Linked DNA regions of Homo sapiens: region 1 is linked to region 2. The links are chromatin contacts, found by Hi-C or POLR2A ChIA-PET in ENCODE. All regions are on one chromosome and are shown on one strand. Each heading gives the region's core, a stretch centred on a gene start or an enhancer-like site at or near the end of the contact. The rest is flanking DNA. Distances are from core to core; before and after follow the strand shown.

What was found. A loop is a pair of places that touch in the nucleus more often than their neighbours do. ChIA-PET counts read pairs that join two places held with the same protein, here RNA polymerase II (POLR2A). Pooled maps may share reads with other maps.
Region 1: a loop to region 2 is called in a map with no recorded cell type, with 6 times the contacts of the local background. The contact joins the promoter of WDFY4 here to the enhancer-like site in region 2. A Hi-C loop is called at or near these places in 2 of 37 single-sample maps with no recorded cell type and 4 of 50 pooled maps. POLR2A ChIA-PET finds 5 or more read pairs at or near these places in 1 of 52 experiments (H1).

The regions. Positions count from the first base shown.
Region 1 is chr10:48,681,678-48,686,580 of GRCh38, forward strand. WDFY4 (WDFY family member 4) reads left to right here and starts at 3,196. Exons shown (of 62, transcript NM_001394531.1): 1 at 3,196-3,324. RefSeq lists enhancers at 2,118-2,197, 3,128-3,427, 3,446-3,986 and a silencer at 2,418-2,467.
Region 2 is chr10:45,651,521-45,656,499 of GRCh38, forward strand. It overlaps ZFAND4 (zinc finger AN1-type containing 4), which reads right to left. Exons shown (of 10, transcript NM_174890.4): 3 at 1,464-1,539; 4 at 446-513. Among named protein-coding and RNA genes, the nearest start is that of ZFAND4, 19 kb to the right of the region's middle. RefSeq lists an enhancer at 3,076-3,175. Within about 2 kb of position 2,179, at least 2 of the 41 ENCODE cell types and tissues checked have a DNase peak (open chromatin) inside an H3K27ac peak, as active enhancers do.

The DNA.
Region 1 (4,903 bases), core at 1,946-4,445, 3.0 Mb after region 2:
GGAATTGGCTCATATGATTATAGAGGATGAGAAGTCTTAAGATCTTCAGTCAACAAACTGGAGACCCAGAAGAGCCAATGGTGTAAGGTCCAGTCTGAGTTCAAAGGCCTGAGAATCAGAAGAGCCAGTGTTGTAAGTGTTCCAGTCCAAGGGCAGGAGATGACTGATGTTCCATCTCAAGGAGTCAAGCAGCCAAAGTGTCCTCTTACTCAGCCTTCTGTTCTATTCAGGTCTTCAACCGATTGGAAACCACCCATGCATATTAGGGAGAACAGTCTGCTTGACTCAGCCTACTGATTCGAATGTTCATCTCATCCAAAAATACCCTCACAGACATGCCCAGAATAATGTCTCGCCAAATGTTTGGGCACCTCATGGCCCAGTCAAGTTAACTCATAAAAGTAACTTATCACATGGAGCTATTTTATTTCAATTTTGAACTTGTTCCAACTTTATGGCTTTTATTCTAGGCTGTGGTTCTTACTTCTTCAGTGTGGAGTCTGAGCTTCAGAGTTTTATGGTTTTAAATTTCCTCTCATCATTACCTTCATGTTTAGCCTGCAGGAGGACTCCTCTGATTGGTGTTTCAAGTTTGGTCTGCGGATTGGGGAGGAAGGAATACAAGAGGGCAGCTCTGAGCTTGGTGGGGTGAGGGCTCTGAGGTGTAAAGTGAAGTCCCACAATGCTCAGCAAGGTCTCTCCACACTCCATGGGATGCGACTGCAACATTCCAAGCACTGCACATTCTCTGTTACCTCCTTCAGTGCTCGGCCTTGGGTCAGTTGACCTCTGCTGGGTCTCTTGGAGTCTCACCCTGTGCACACATAGGAATCCTTGGCCAAGGGCACACACAATGAGTTCCCACAAGGCACACTCTCCTCAGGAACCTGCCCTGAACATACCAGAGCCTTCAGCAGCTTTGAACTCTGACTTAAACCTTTTCAGTTCAGGGAGACTACTGTCTCTGGGGCCCCACCTGCCTGCATCATAGCAGAAAAAGCATCACTAGAAAAAACTCCAGGGCAATTGTGGGGCTCACCTTGTGTGTTTTCCTTATCTCAAGGATCACAGTCTTGCTATTCAATGCCTGAAAACAATTATCTTGTGTATTTGAACTATTCTATAGTTGCTTTCAATGGGAGGGTATGTCCTATACCAGTTACACCACCATAACTGGGTGCAGAAGTAAAACTGCCATTTTGGGGCAATTGTTTAAAAATCAGAGAATCTTACATTGCCCTTTAACAAAAATACACATTTACATTAGCAGTTCATAGTTGCCCTGGCTGCTTCAGTGTCTTAGCTTTGGCAACTCTCTCACTAATAATAGCTTGCATTTGCACAGCCCTTTTCAGTATTTAAAAACTCTCTTGGCCGGGTGCGCTGGCTTACGCCTGTAATCCCAGCACTCTGGGAGGCCGAGATGGGCGGATCACGAGGTCGGGAGATCGAGACCATCCTGTCTAACACGGTGAAACCCCGTCTCTACTAAAAATACAAAAAATTAGCCAGGCGAGGTGGTGGGCGCCTGTAGTCCCAGCTACTCAGGAGGCTGAGGCAGGAGAATGGCGTGAACCCCGGGGGGCGGAGCCTGCAGTGAGCCGAGATCGCGTCACTGCACTCCAGCCTGGGCGACAGCGAGACTCCGTCTCAAAAAAAAAAAACCTCTCTTGCAAATATTATTTGATTTGTTCCTTCTAACAAGGCATTCATTCATTCTGCAAATAAGATGTCAATTATCTCAGTTAAGATAGTGAGAATTTCAACCTTGAGTTTCTAGCTCTGAATTTAGTGCTCTTTACCTGCCTGCTGCTGGCTACCCGGCAAGGTGCTGGGGTGGGTAGAAGGTAGGAGACCTGGGTGCAGGTGGGCCCTCCAGCAGACTTTGCGAGATCCCACTATGACAGACTCTCCGCGCTTCCTCTGGGCATTCACAGGCATGGGGTCCTGGCCTGTCCCATGCTGGCCACCCTTCCTGCCTCTGTGGAAGTTCCTCTGTCTAATCCGCTCTTACCATAGGCCTCTGATTTCAGGCAATATCTTCTTGTAGATTTTATTTATGATTTCATTGGTGACAATGACGAGGGGTTTTCATCATATACAACAAACACTTCACTGCAAATTCTCTAAGGTTTTCTCTTTCCCTTGGCTGGCACTGCATGTATCCTTTCAATTTCTCTTTTCTTTTCTTTTTTTTCTTTTTTTTTTTTTTGAGACGGAGCTTCGCTCTTGCTGTCCAGACTGGAGTGCAGCTGGATAGATCTCCTATTTTGGCTGCTGTCTACTGACAAGTTTGCACTGGTGGAGGTTGAGGTTTTGTGACAAATGTTATTTTCCTCTTTAAACCAATCTTGGAGCTTTACTCCATGTCATAACAAGTGATGTTGTTGCTGCCTCTCAGTCAGTCATGCATGGTCCACTGGTTTTGTGAGCTAGAGACAAGCGATGAGCTGCACTGAGGATCAAGGATCAGGCATTAGCGCTAACAAGTGCCCTTGCTCTTTGGCAAAATTCTCCTTTTACAGAGCACAAGCAGGATTGTGTGTGAATGGACATGCTTGTTTGTACTGTGGAGATGACGTTATGGATAGGTGACATGGATAATTCAGCCTAGTTTATATACTCAGAGGAATGAGAATTTGGAGTCTGAGTTTCAGAGACTTCCATTCTATGGTTTTAGATGTCCTCTCATCCTTGCCTCAGTGTTGGCCGCAGGAGGACTCCCCTCATTGGTGGTTCAAGTTCTATCTGAGGATGGGGGAGGAAGAAATCCAAGTGGGCAACTCTGAGCTTGGTGGGGTGAGGGCTGCCCAACCCATGCCATGTCCAGGGGTGCACTTAAACACACCTCTGATTAGATTCACCTAACACCATCATTGTTCTCATTTTGCCAGAGGCCCAGAGAGGAGAGGTGTGCACCAGTGGTCACACGGCTAGTGAAGAGGGGACACAGAATCCAGACCTACTCTTCTAGGGCTGGGCTGTACTTTCCATTTTGTCCTTGGCCCCAACCAGCACCGCTTGACCACGGAGGCTGCACAGCCAGCCCCAAGGGGCCTTGCTGCAGAACCCAAGTCACCCGCCAGAACTCCAGCAGCTCCGTGGTCGGCTGGAGAGTGGGCAGAGTCAGGCATCTGCCGGCTCTCCACTTCTGCTTTCTCCAGGAAATGAGCAGAGACCCAGCTCCAGTGATTCAGAGTGAAACGGCGCTGAGGACTGACGATGTGGGGCCGGGTCCTCTTCCCCCGAGCCTGAGGGGCTGCAGCTGGGGATAGGGGGCCCATGCCTTCTGATGTCTACAGGCGCTGACGGCCACCCCTCCAGGTAGGCCACCTTGCTCTTGGCCCAGCCAGGCCAGCCTAGAGGTGGGCATATGGGCGCCGCCTGTCAGCGTGGGGCCTACTGGCTGCCTCCTGGGAGGCTGACTATGGGGCACATGTGACCCAGTGCCTGGTTTGGGTTTGTGAATGTGGGAGAGGAGGTGAGCTGGGGAGCAGGAAGTGTGTGTGGCGTGGGGGGCCCATGTGGTCAGGGCCACTCCAGGGCCTGGGTCTGCCTGAGTGTGTGTCACTGCTGAAGTTTGGGAGTCAGGCTGGGCTCCAGCAGCACTCCTCGACCTCTGACGGTAGGTCAAGTCCTTTCTCGGGGTCCTGCTATGAAGGGAACCCTGGGAAGGGCTGACACGGGCTTTCCTGGTTGTCGAGGGGGCGGAGAGAGCAGGCCGACAGGACAGTGAGGCTCGCCCTCCAAGCTCCCTCATAGGCCTCTGAGGAGTGCAGAGTTGGAGGGCCATTTCCAACGGGCCTCAGAGGGAGCTGGTCTATCCCGGCCCTGTCATTACTCCACTGGGTTCTGGTAAGTAGGTGCCTCCCTGGGCTCACTTCCCTCATCTGAATTATTACAGCAAACCATTGAAACGCCTGCATTTTCTGCCTAAGCAGGGCCACCTGCTCAGTAAGGACTGATTCTTCTTTTCCCCTGAAATGAAACTTCTAGAACACTAAACCGATCCTTTGTCCCAACTCATCTAAAGTGTGGGGGGGCTGGTTTGATAACTAAGGGCTCTATGCATTACCCTTTCCATGGAGCACACTAATTTTAATATGAGTTTATGTATAGTCATTCATTTAGTTATTTAACAAATAGGTATTGAGAAACCACGCCCTGCCAGGCTCTGGTCAAAGCGGACAGGGGTCTACGGTGCTCAGCAGGTGGGAGAATAGCAGGTAGGGTGGGGGTCTTGGGAGGGTGGGGATGGCTCTAGTCTTCTGAGAGGGGACCTGTGAGGGAGGCCGAGTCCTGTGGGTTTCTGAGAAGTGTTCTTGATAAGGGTCTGGAGGAGGAGACCTCGTGGAGGTTGGTGTGGCAGAGCCGGGTAAGGGGCATGCCTGGGGTTCTGGCCAGAGAGGTAGGGAACAGGGTCAGGTCAGGGAGGCCCTTCCTGTCTGTCCATCCTGAGCACATGGGCTATTCTTTCATGAACTTGGAAAGATTTTCTGTGTTGAAAGAAAAGAAAATTTCGGCCAGGCGCAGTGGTTCACGCCTGTAATCTCAGCACTTTGGGAGGCTGAGAGGGGCAGATCACCTGAGGTCAGGAGTTCAAGACCAGTCTGGACAACACGATGAAACTCCATCTCCAAAAAAAAAAAAAAAAAAGAAGGAAAGAAAAGAAAATTTAGAAAGACCATAATAAGATAGAAGTAATAAAAACAGCATAAACCCTGTGTGCTGACACCTTAGATTTTTTTAAAGATCAGCATCATCTCTGAGGTCCTCTTCATGCCCATCTTTCACCTTCCCTCTTCAGAAGCAGCAACAGTCCAGAATTTTGGGTTTATTGTTCCCTTGCTTCTTTTTCTAATTTTACATCCCATATTTAAATCGCTATATATGTATGATTGCA
Region 2 (4,979 bases), core at 929-3,428:
AACCGGGGCCATGATAATATCCATGAAACCCAGACACATCACAAACCAGGTAAACAGGCAATGTTGGAATTTTGCAAAACGATCATCATCTTGGGATTTGAAGATCTGGTAGATTTAAAAATAAACAAGACTCGTATGAAACTAAACACAATGGTAAAGTAGTATTTATAGTATGTCATTCCATTTCTGTTCCCTATACTGGCAAAAGGTTTATTTTTAAACCTCTCTGAATTGGATCAGGAATCATGTGATTTTTCTGAATTGTATTTTAGAGTTCCAGCCTCTAGGCATTTAGGTTTTAAAGAACAATGCCTAGAGAATCAAATGTGATTTTTCTAAGACCTAATAGCAGAAAGGAAACCTAAATAAAACCTGAGGCTATAAAAATACTAACTGACATAAAGAATGTTACTGTCAAATTGCTTTAATATATATATATGCCTACCTCTTCTAGTATTTATAGGTCCGCCACGCATAGCCAAAACTAGCTTCAAGGTACACCCTTCTGAAATGCTGTGGATAGTTAACACAAAAATAAATCATAATCATCAAAATGCATTCAGTTAAATGTACACATAATTATGTGCTGGCTTATCAGGCAGAGTGGCCACTCTCTAAAATATAAAAAGATATAGCAATGTAAATACATATAAAATGTTAACATATTTACTGGTACAAATAATAAAAAAGGTGAAACAAATTCTCATAAGCCATAAAGAAATCCAAGAATAAACATACTGGAAAAGACCTCTGTGATTACGTGTTTTAGCCTGTTCATTTCACATTAAGGAAAAGGAGGCCCAGAGAACAAAAGTGGCATGCCGGAGACCCAAAGTGCAGAAAATAGCAAATCTATTTAATAAAACAGAAAATAGAAAAATAACAAGGTCTCCTGACTCTCAGTGCTCTTACAGCTATTCCACACTGCCTCTTATCCTTTTACTCTTTTCTTAACAAAAGAGTGATGAATTATGTGAAAGAGGGGAGAAATAAGAGAGACAAAGTGTCAGAAAGTACGTTGGTAGTCACTGGTGCACACAGCATTGCTTAGTAACAAAAGGAGGGCTTAATGAGAAAGGAAAGACTTTGGGAAGAACAATTCTCTCTTATCCAAAACTCTTGTAAAAACAGAAAGAAAGGAACATAGCCAGGAAGGAATGGTTCAATATTCAAAGAAAGGAGAAAAGTAGGCAAGAAGATAATAGGAGGATTTCAAAAGGCAGGAGATAAACAGCTTGACATGAAAAATGAAAAGGGAAAATAAATGTATCAGAGGATAAAGGTTAAAGTAGTATACAGTACCAAACTAATGCATCTAAAGTTCAGGATGTATAATGAAATCTAGGAATGTGAACTATTCAGGAGAAAAACAGACATGATCTAAGAGTTCAAAAGAAAAACATTAGCATATGGAGTCATAATACTAAGTGCCTACAAAACAGCCAATATGCAATTACACTCACTTGTAATCATTCAAGCAATAATCATTTTCAAGTTCCATGTTATTCCAAATTAAGTGTTGTCGACAGATGGGAATACCTTAAGGGAAAGTTATTAAAAAAAAGTGTTAAAGAATTCAATAGCATCTCCAAAAGAGTATGATACAAATCTATTTCATTAAGGAACTAAGAGCACTAAAAAATTAAACATTCTTCTAAATTGAATGCTAGGTGCTAAAATTTACAGAATCATAGGTAGAAGGCATGCCTAAAAGGAGATATAGTCCAATCCATTCACTGTAGAAAAGAACAGCATGTTGCAATAACTCTCTGGTCCTAAAACAAGGTATAAGATAGGGATCCCTTTAAAAGGCAAGATATCATGCTCCTGCACAGCAAAAGAAACTATCAACAGAGTAAAGAGATGATCTACAGAATGGGAGAACATATTCACAAACTATGCATCTGACAAAGATCTAATATCTACGATCTGTAAAGAACTTAATTCAACAAACAAAGAACAACCCCATTAAAAAATGGGCAAAGGACATGCATGAACAGACACTTCTCAAAAAAAGACATATATGTGGCCAACAAATATATTTAAAAAGCTCAACATTACTAATCATTAGACAAATGTAAATCAAAACCACAATGAGATACAAGCTCACACCTGTCAGAATGGCTATTAATAAAAAGTCAAAAAATAACTGATGTTGTCAAGGTTGAGGAGAACAGGGAACGCATACACTGCTGGTGGGAATGCAAATTAGTTCAGCCATTGTGGAAAGCAATGTGGAGATTTCTCAAAGAGTTTAAAACAGAACGACCATTGAACCCAACAATCCCACTACTGGGTATATACCCAGAGAAAAATAAATCACTCTATCAAAAAGACACATGCACTAGTATGTTCATCACAGTACTATTCACAATACAAAAGAGATGAAATCAATCAAGATGCCCCTGCAACAGTGGACTGGACAAATAAAATGTGGTGCATATACACCACAGAACACCATGCGGCCATAAAAAGAATAAAATCATGTCCTTTGCAGCAACATGAATGCAGCTGGAGGCCATCATCCTAAGAGAACAAATGCAGGAACAGAAAACCCAAATAACATGTGTTCTCACTTATAAGCAGGAGCTAAACACTGAGTATATATGGAGACAAAGATGGGAACAATAAACACTAGGGACTACATGGGGAGGGAAGGGGATGTGGGTTGAAAAACTACCTATCGAGTACTATGCTCACATCCTGGGTGACAGGATAATTCATACACCAAACTTCAGCAACACACAATTTACCCACGTAACAAACCTACCCATGTATCCACTGAACCTAAAAGTTGAAAAAACAAAAAAAGATATTGGGCTGGGCACAGTAGCTCATGCCTGTAATTCCAGCACTTTAGGAGGCCGAGGCAGGTGGATCACGAGGTCAAGAGATCGAGACCATCCTGGCCAACATGGTGAAACCCCGTCTCTACTAAAAATACAAAAATTAGCCAGGCATAGTGGCAGGCGCCTGTAGTAGCAGCTACTCTGTAGGCTGAGGCAGGAGAATCACTTGAACCTGGGAGGCAGAGGTTGCAGTGAGCCGAGATTGCGCCACTGCACTCCAGCCTGGCAACAGAGTGAGACTCCATCTCAAAAAAAAAAAAAGATATCATGAATCAGGCCTGAAGAGTTTAGTATTTGAGGCCTAAAATGGAAATCAAAAGCAAGCAGGAGTAGCTATTCTTATATCAGAGAAAACAGAGTTTAAAGCAACAATATTACAAAAAAAGACAAAGAAGGTCATTATATAATGATAAAAGGATCAATCCAACAAGAAGATATTACAATCCTAAATATATATGCACCTAACTCTTGAGCTCCCAGATTCATAAAACAATTGCTATCAGGAAAAGAGATAAACAACAACACAATAATAGTGGGGGACTTTAACACTCCACTGACAGCACTAGACAGGTCATCAAGCCAGAAAGTCAACAAAGAAAAAATGGACTTAAACTGCACTCTAGAACAAATGGACCTAACAGATATTTACAGAACATTCAACCGAAGAACTGAAAAATATACATTCGTCTCATCAGCACATGAAACATTCTCCAAGATAGATCATATGAGAAGCCACAAAAAAGTCTCAAAAATTTTTAAAAAATCAAAATTCTATCAAGTATCCCCCCCAGACCACAGTGGAATAAAATTAGAAATCAACTCCAAAAGGGAATCCTCAAACTATACAAATACATGGAAATTAAACAATCTGCTCCTGAATGATTTTTGGGTTAACAATGAAATCAAGATGGAGATTTAAAAATTCTTCCAAAGGAATGATAATAGTAATACAAGTTATCTAAACCTCTGGGATACAGCAAAAGCAGTGCTAAGAGGAAAGTTTATAGTGCTGAATGCCTACATCAAAAAGTCTGAAAGGTCACAAACTGACATCACAGTTTGATGTGTAACATCACACCTCAAGGAACTAAAGAAACAAGAACAAACCAAACCCACAGCTAGCATTAGAAAAGAAATAACAAAGATCAGAGCAGAACTAAATTGAATGGAAACAAAAAATACTAAAGATCAATAAATAAAAGTTTGGTTCTTTGGAAATATAAACAAAATCCACAGGCCATTAGCTATATTAATCAAGAAAAGAAAACAGAAAATGCAAATAAACTCACTGAGAAATAAAAATGGAGACATTACAACTTACACCACAGAAATACAAAAGATCATTCAAGATTACTATAAATACCTTTATGCACATAAACTAGAAAATCTAGATGAAATGGATAAATTCCTAGAAACATACAATCCTCCTACCTTAAGTCAGGAAGAAATAGAAATCCTGAACAGACCAGTAACAAGCAGTGAGAATGAATCAGTAATTTTTAAATTGCAAACAACAAAAAAAGCCCAGGGCCAGATGGATTCACAGACAAATTCTACCAGACATTCAATGAATTGGTACTGGCCGGGCGCAGTGGCTCACGCCTGTAATCCCAGCACTTTGGGAGGCCGAGGTGGGTGGATCACGAGGTCAGGAGATCAAGACCATCCTGGCTAACACAGTGAAACCCCATCTCTACTAAAAATACAAAAAATTAGCTGGGCGTGGTGGCACGCACCTGTAGCCCCAGCTACTTGGGAGGCTGAGGCAGGAGAATGGCTTGAACCCGGGAGGCGGAGGTTGCAGTGAGCTGAGATCGCACCACTGCACTCCAGCCTTGACAGAGCAAGACTCCGTTTCTAAAAAGAAAAGAGAAGAGAAGAGAAGAGAAGAGAAGAATTGGTACCAATCCTACTGAAACTATTCCAAAAGATTGAAAAAGAGGGAATCGGCCAGGCAAGGTGGCTCATGCTTGTAATCCCAGCACTTTGGGAGGTTGAGGTGGGCAGATCACAAGGTCAGGAGACCAGCCTGGCCAATATGGTGAAACCCTGTCTCTGAGAGCTCAAAGCTTCAGTGAGCTGTAATGGTGCCACTGCACTCCAGGCTGGGTAACAAAGTGAGAACCTGTC